Linked DNA regions of Homo sapiens: region 2 is linked to region 1. The links are chromatin loops, found by intact Hi-C in ENCODE. Cell type or tissue: HepG2. All regions are shown on one strand. Region 1 overlaps GABRR3 (gamma-aminobutyric acid type A receptor subunit rho3). Region 2 overlaps CRYBG3 (crystallin beta-gamma domain containing 3).

Region 1 (4,000 bases):
GCAGCCATCTGCACCAAAGCTGATGATGCTTATTTCAGATGAAACTCACAATGTTGCTGTCTGTTTAATGCTGCTGGAGATTGGGACACAAGCATAAGATGTGATTTTCCCCTGGTTCTAACATCCAGATTTTAAAAAATGATTTTCTATTCTAACTCTACCCACTCTGGGTATATGTCGATTGGACAAATAGAATGAGCTGAATTATGGAAATCCTAAAATCTGGCACACAATATTATAAGTAAACAAGCCTGTTTTCCTCCTCACCAACTCCACCCCACCCTGGCACCCCACCAAGCAGTTTTGGAACCTTGGATTAGCTAAATAACTTTTCTTAGTTGTCTCCTTCATTTTTCATGGGAAGGCATGGCTATCATTCAAGCTAACACCAATTTGCTCTCTTTTTCTTTTCTTTTAATTTTAAAATGTGCATTCCAACACTTTGCTATAACAGTCCTCCCTTTTTAATGTTCCATATTTTCTTTTAGTCAAATGAGTTCTGTGCATATTGAGTGGCTTATCATGGATAATTCTAAAAATGTTTGGTAAACCCAAGCAACTCAGCTTTTTTTAATGTCCTACAAACCTTAGAAAAATTCTAAAGTAGGGTGAAGAAATGATACCCCAAAAGATATCCATGTCCTAATTCCTGGAACCTGTGAAGCTTATCATATATGACCAAAAAAGAAAAAAAAATCCTTGCAGACGTGATTAAGTTAAGGATCTTGAAATAGGGAAGAAATTATCTGGATTATCTGGTTGGGACTTAAATGCAATCAAAAGTATGCTTATAATAGAAAGGTAGAGGACAATTTCATGCATACAAAAGAAGAGTAGGCAATGTGGTCATAAGTCAAGGAATGTTGGCAGCCACCAGAAGCTATAGGACACATGGATTTTCCCCCTAGAGCTAAGAGTGAAGGGCCTTTATGACACTTTGATTTCAGCTCCATGATACTGATTTCAGAGTTCTGGCCTCCAAATCTGTGAGAGAATAAATTTCTGTTGTATTAAACCACCAGATTTGTAGTAATTTGTTACAGCAGCAGTAGGAAACTCATACAGATTATTTTTGCTCGTTAAAAATACCTTAACCACTTCGGCACAGAGCTGTTGCCAGGCATTTTATAAGTGCTGTCAATGTTCTTAAAATGCAATTAAAGGAAAATATCACTTTCAATGGGTTTTTTGGGGGGGTTGGGGGAGGAACAGGGCCTCACTGTGTCACCCAGGCTGGGGTGCAGTGGCACAATCTCAGCTCACTGCAGCCTCTGCCTTCTGGGTTCAAGCGATTCTCCTGCCTCAGCCTCCTGAGTAGCTGGGGTCACAGGTGCCTGCCACCATGCCCAGCTAATTTTTCTATTTTTAGTAGAGACAAGGTTTCACCATGTTTGCCAGGCTGGTCTCGAACTCCTGACCTCAAATGATCTGCCCGCCTCGGCCCCCCAAAGTACTGGCGTTACAGGTGTGAGCCATGGTGCCTGGCCTCAATAGGACTTTTAAGTCAGGAGTAGCATAGGACTCATACATACTGGAGTCAAGTCTCAACAGGAATCAGGAGCAGAACGACACTATCTGGACAAAGAATCAATTGTTTTAAATTAATTTTGGTGGGGGGAGGTCCAGTAAATAATTAACTCAGTGGATTTTTCTTACCCTGCACATTCCAGGAAATATTTGGCCCTAGCCAGGCTCTTGCAGGGTAACCTCTAACCCCTTGGAATATCCTAAGTGATGAGAGTATCTTTGTTTACTTTGGGTCCGGGGGCCAAGCCAGATGGTTTCTGCTAACAATGTGATTTACGGTGGAGACTTTGAGCTACTAGATATCAGCTTGACCTCTGGAGGGGGCTGGAGACTAAGGTCAGCCATGTGGGTGGTCAGTCATTACTATGTGGCTACTCTCAGTTGAAAGTGTAGATACCAAGGCTTGGGTGAGCTTCCTTAGTTGATAATGTCCCCAGGGTGTTGGCACATATCATTGCTGAGAGAATTAAGCGCCATCCACATAACTCCATTAGGAGAGGACAACTGGAAATGTGTTCCTGGTCTCTCCTGGACTCTGCCCTGTGCCTCTTTTCTACTGTTGATTTTCATCTGTGTCCTTTCATTATAATATAGGTAACCAAGAGTACAACAGCTTTGCTGGGTTCTGCGAGTCATTCTAGTGAATCTCTGACCCTGAGAGTGATCTTGGAGATCCTCTAACACAGGAGGAACTCAAAATTGTTGTCAGCACAGCTCTTCCAGCCAACAGCAGAGCCAATCCAAGCCCAGAGCCAGATCCCCTGGTTCCAGCTTGGTTCTGACACTACCTAGCCACCTAGCCTCTTTGGTCATTAAGTCACTCACATGTACTATGAAGGAAATGAACTGAAACACCTCGGAGGGTCCTTTCTAGGTTTAAAGTACTAGGAATACACCAAAATGAATCCTTGGCTTGATGTTTTGTTGCATGACTATTGACAATAGAATTAGCCCACAGCAGACAAAATGTCCCTACTCCTCTGGTTAACTCAAGGGCACCACAGGTAGGAGCATCTGTTGCCTTTGTTTTTTGCAAACCTGCTCAGGGGCCCTTTATGAACCTCTGATCTGCTATTGTGGGTACCAAAGTTTCTACTTTGAGGCAAGATCATAGTACAGCAGCCTCTGCCTGAAGCCAGGAAAATCTAGGAGGATATAAAATTTGAAAAAACCGTTCTCATCAGTATGCAAGCCTTTTGGCTTAATAGTACCTGAATTATGCATTGTGCACATAGATCTATAACTAAGAATGCTCCAGGCTTTTCACTCACTACTGGAAAGAGAATATCCTCGGGTAAACTTGCTTTGTGAAGGAAACCTTTAACTTCAGGTTTTTATTGCCACCATTCCAACCCTTTGTTACTACAGACTATTTATGTGTGGATCTTCCAGAAAGCAAAAAATATTTAAATCTATTTAAAAGTCTCTCACTTTGAAGAGTGTTTTTCTGGAGACATCAGAGCCAGAAAATACTGAGGGGGCTGATCAGGAAATGGTGAACTCAGAAGCAAGGTATGAGAGCTGAATTCACTCATTGACTCTGTGTCTTAAGAAAATCATCTACCCTCCTGAGTTTGCTTCCTTGCATGTCATTTGGACAGAAGATAATACTGCCTGTTTTGCATTATTCTTGAAAGACACACAGAACCAGCAAACAGTAAGAAAGCTTCAATGTTGCATGCTCATTTGGCCAGATGGTTAAATGATCTGCAGTTTTCTTTTTCTCATTCTTTTTATAGGATAACGGTTTCGGCCATGTGCTTTATGGATTTCAGCAGGTTTCCTCTTGACACTCAAAATTGTTCTCTTGAACTGGAAAGCTGTAAGTCTCACTTCCTGGTGGAGTGAGTGCACATCATTTGAACACACCATCACATACTTACATGTAAATAAGCATGCTCTTAACAAACATTTTAAAATACTGATATATTTATCCAAAACTGAAACAATTGTGGCTTCTTTTTTTTTTTTTTTTTTTTGGTTTCTGTTTTTTATGAAGGTTGATGGCAGTTTGTCTGTTAAAGGAGAAGGTTCAGGGGAAAAGTGTTTTGATAATTGCATATTCTGTAGTTTCCACAATAAAGGAACAGCTCCCTAAAAAGTCTATTCTTGCTACTGTTGTTACATAGACTGACACAGACTTTCTACATTTGGAAAGCTCTGGAATTCACGTTCCCAGATGAATCACAATCCTCCATTAAGTAGACTTGGATTCCCTAGAAAAATCTGACTCTAGACATAGACCCCCTAATCAAAGCCCCATCACAGGGCATCTGAGCTGTCAATCACTTTTACCAATCAGCTATTTTTGATAGAAGATCTTAAAAGCTGACTGCAGTTTTTGCAAATGTGTCTAAAATGCTGGGAATCTCACCAGATGTCTACTCCACAGATGCTCCGCCCTAACTCCATTAGAAATTTTCCATACCACTATTTGACTTTAGAAAATTTCTTGTAAGATTGGCCCATTTTG
Region 2 (4,000 bases), 110 kb after region 1:
CTAAATAAGACTTTCTCTAGCCCTTTGAGCCTCCCTCATAGAAATATGTTGATTATTAAGGAAAAGTCTTATTTCCATTCTTCTATTACATCACATCTTTCTCATATTGTAGTGTTATATATTTCTCATATTGGTTATATATTCTACAATGATTTCATTTCCCTTATTAACCATAAAGGCTTTCTTTACTGAAATAATTCTTCCTAAGTATTTCTGTGATTTGGCTCCTATAAAAATGATCTGGTTAAAGTGCCACAAAGAAGTGTTTTCTCTTTACTGCTTGTGAATCTTACTGTATTTGCCTAAAGCTGTGATTTTCCTATCCCCCATACATGAAAACAGTAGCAACAATTATTACAGATCCTGTGATCACTTTAAAATTCAGTGAGGCTAAATTATCCAATATAAGAAAACGCCTAGTTGCTTTTCTTGGTGAGAATCATGCATAAAATGGAACAGGGGCTCAATGTTTAAATAAATCCAAACATTTAATTATATCTGGAAATGGACTTTAAAAAGATTCTAGAAACAAAAGGTACTTGGCTGAGTCAAAGGGGAGAACTGGTTAGAATTTCTAGAGAATGATGCCTAACTACAACCTCCTCTGAAAACTAAATTCACTGTTATAAGATTTAATCTAGTGCTAGATTTCAGATATTCAGGACTTGCTGTAAGAGAGATGATGACGACATGCAGATAATACATATTCTGTTTGGTTTTTGTTTTGTTTGGGGGAAAAATTAAAAAAAGTCACTTGCTAATGGTGAAGAATTCTATAGCGATCCTGTATATCTTGAGTTGCTAATTAGACATAGCGACCAACCTTCAGTCTTCAGGAAAAAAAAATCTTCTCAATAAAAGGTGGTGTTCTCTGCATGTTCTCACTCATAAATGGGAGTTGAACATTGAGAACATATGGGCACAGAGAAGGGAACAACACACACCAGGATTTGCTGGGGAGTGAGGGGCGAGGGGAAGGAACTTAGAGGACTGGTCAATAGGTCCAGCAAACCACCATGGCACACGTATACCTATAAAACAAACCTGCACGTTCTGTACATGTATCCCGCTTTTTTTTTTTAGAAGAAATAAAGACAAAAAATTAAAATAAAATAAAACTTTCCTAATCCCAAAACAAAAAATAAATAAAATTAAAAAATAAAAAGTGATGTTCCACCAATATCTCAAATAAGCCATATCTCATCATAATGTTTCCAGGTCAGCAACAATATTTTTAATCACCATAACACTCATAATGTATATTAATCCCTACACACATACATTTTCTGGCTTTTCCCCTCTTAGGTTGCTTGAGGTTCCCTTTAAAATCACCAGCATAAAAAAATTCCCTCTCTGACTTGAGCTCTGAAATGAAACTTCCTCCTTATTCCTCAGGGAAAATTAGTACCCCATCTGAACACAGCATCTGTATTGCCAATCTGACTTTTGTAACTACTGCCTGTTGAAAATACTTTCTAGTTATTGAACGGAACCAGCGTGTCAGCCAAGATCTGTTTGTTTAAGTAAGCATAAACAAGAAGAATGTCTGAAAATTGGTCCACTGAAAATAACAAGACCTTTGATACTGGGTAAAGCAAGAATGTTTTGTTCATGTGTTACCAAATATCCAGCTATCATATACCTGTCAGAAATGCTTATTTCACAAGGCAATAACTTAGCCATACCCAGAAAAATGAAGTGGAGCTGATTTCACTGGGCGTTTTCTGCTGCTTCCTCTCTTCAAGTTAGACTGGAAATACTATCAAGAAAATCCTCCCAGCAATCTGCCCCAAACAAGGAAGTCCATAAAAAAAGAACAAGGAGGTAGGAGCAGGAGAAACAGAGATTTAAAAAATGAGGCTTTTTATCTGTACTTAGAACTCAAAAAATGTGCAGTTTGAAATAACTTCTCTTTCTTCTATCTACTCATGTTATTTTGATTCATGTGAAAAAATACTTTAAAAATCCACAGTTGGGAGTTTTCAAAATTTCAACATAAAAATCTGGCAGGAAGTGTCTCTAAATACAACAACTCAATTATATTCAGAAAGGAAATGTTCCCAATAGGCCTGAGCTAATCAGAAAATAATAAAACCCGAAAGCATTGTGAATGCAAACCTGGTAAAACTAAGCTGGTCTGAAATAAACACTGACATGAATATGAAAAACATACACATTCAGAGAAAAACACACACATTCAGAGAAAAACACTGAGCATTATGTAAAGGCAGCAAATGCCAAATATTTAAAAGTAATTACTATATTTGGCTTTTTGACAACAATTTTTCTGAATTTGTAATTTAAAATAAAACGAAACAATGTCTCTCACCCCCTCTTCCTTCTATAGTTGTACTGCTCGTATCATGATTATGTCTTTCTTTGATGTAAAACCCTGAACATGTGGTTTTGTCAAGTGCGGTCCATACTAGAAATGTCTCTTTTGCTACTTCTAGTTGTGTGTATAGCACTTACTTGTATTCTGAATCTCAGATTTATTGTCTATAAATGGGAGTAATACTGACCTTATGGACTTCTGAATTAGAAGTGTTAAATAGGCACAATTTCTAGCCCTCAATAGAAAATAAGCAAATGTTGGGCTCCAAAGTATTGTCCAGTCCCCTTCAAACTATTAATACAGTAGAAATGAATATAGGGTTTCAAGTTCACTAGCTCAGAAATATTTGATTATAGGTATTAGAAATACGTGTACATAATAAGCATGCCAAGACGTGACTTCTCCATGGTAAGTTTGCTCTTCCAGAAATAAATATAATATTCTATGAAGAATGTGACACTGAAGAAATAATGGACGATGGGAAAGAAAGAGTGCCAGAAGTTCAAAATGACCCTAAAGTGGTCAGAGCTACCGCTCTGTCAGGAGAAAACAAAAGGAAGTGTGACAAACCCAGTCTAATACAACCACTGACAAAGATGTGAATTCTTCTGCTCATAGGTACCAAATGCAATTGTAATCTGCTCTGCCAGAGAGACACATAAAAGTTATCTGCAGAAAAGAGAAAGATTTGAGAGAAAGGGTATAAATGCTTTTAGTAAACAATTTAACAATTACAAGAATATTTTTAAACATACCAAATGCGGAGGTTCATTTATCCCAAGTGGTTCCTGAAAAACATATTAAAACATTTTCAAAATTGTAATCACATAATCTGTCTTTTTGAAAGTTTTGAAAATACCCTTTGAAAAAAATTTTTTTTTCTTTTCTTTTTTGAGACAGAGTATTCCTCTGTTATCCAGGCTGGGGTACAGTGGCACAGTCTCAGCTCACTGCACCCTTGATCTTCAGGGCTCAAGCGATCCTCCCAACTCAGCCTCCCAAGTAGCTGGGACTACAGTCATGTGCCACCATGCCCAGTTAATTTTGCTTAATTTTGTAAAGACGAGGTCTCACTGTGTTGCTCAGGCTGGTGTCGAACTACTAGGCTTTAGGGATGTTTTACCTTGGCCTCCCAAAGTGCTAGGATTGCACCCCTGTGCCACTGCACCCAGCTTGAAAAATTTTTTTCATGGTTTGACCTATTTATGAGACTCTTTGAACTGGCTATGGATCTCAAATAACCTACTGAATTCTCTTATAATAATTTTGGTATTTATAACTAATTCATATTAAGTAATATTGTAGGTGGAAGAAAAATATGGCCTAGTGCCCATTACAAAGAAGGAGTGTGAATTTCTGAACATTATCTCATGGGCACTCTTATTGTTCTACAGGGTTTATTATCCAAACTGGCCACACTCTTCTACAACTTCATGAATTTGCATACAAGGAGATTATTCCTTCTTTGTGAAATGCCCTTTCTGCCTAGAAAAATTGGTTTTATCCTTTAAACTATCACTCAATTCACCAACACATCCTATTCTGTGGCAAGGTCTTCAATTCCCCAGGCACTGATTGTTCCTTTTCCCTGCTCCCCTGCACTGCCTACACACTTCATTTTCTCACTAATCATACTATCATTAATTGTCCATACATCTATTTCCC

Evidence for each region. A loop is a pair of places that touch in the nucleus more often than their neighbours do. Peaks named below come from ENCODE experiments on the same cell type or tissue, not always from the same donor. Only the 100,000 strongest peaks of a DNase experiment are listed, where the experiment ranks them.
Region 2: a loop joins it to region 1, with 2.5 times the contacts of the local background. A loop is called at or near these places in 6 of 110 quality-filtered maps.

Annotation. Positions count from the first base shown.
Region 1 is chr3:98,008,305-98,012,304 of GRCh38, reverse strand. GABRR3 (gamma-aminobutyric acid type A receptor subunit rho3) reads left to right here. Exons shown (of 10, transcript NM_001105580.3): 6 at 3,267-3,349. Among named protein-coding and RNA genes, the nearest start is that of GABRR3, 25 kb to the left of the region's middle. RefSeq lists an enhancer at 3,163-3,332. In HepG2, a CTCF peak has its summit at 1,842; a DNase peak (open chromatin) is centred at 1,684; H3K4me3 peaks cover 378 bases.
Region 2 is chr3:97,899,576-97,903,575 of GRCh38, reverse strand. It overlaps CRYBG3 (crystallin beta-gamma domain containing 3), which reads right to left. Exons shown (of 22, transcript NM_153605.4): 15 at 3,091-3,123. Among named protein-coding and RNA genes, the nearest start is that of RIOX2, 71 kb to the left of the region's middle. In HepG2, no CTCF peak of the experiment used is centred here; a DNase peak (open chromatin) is centred at 1,545.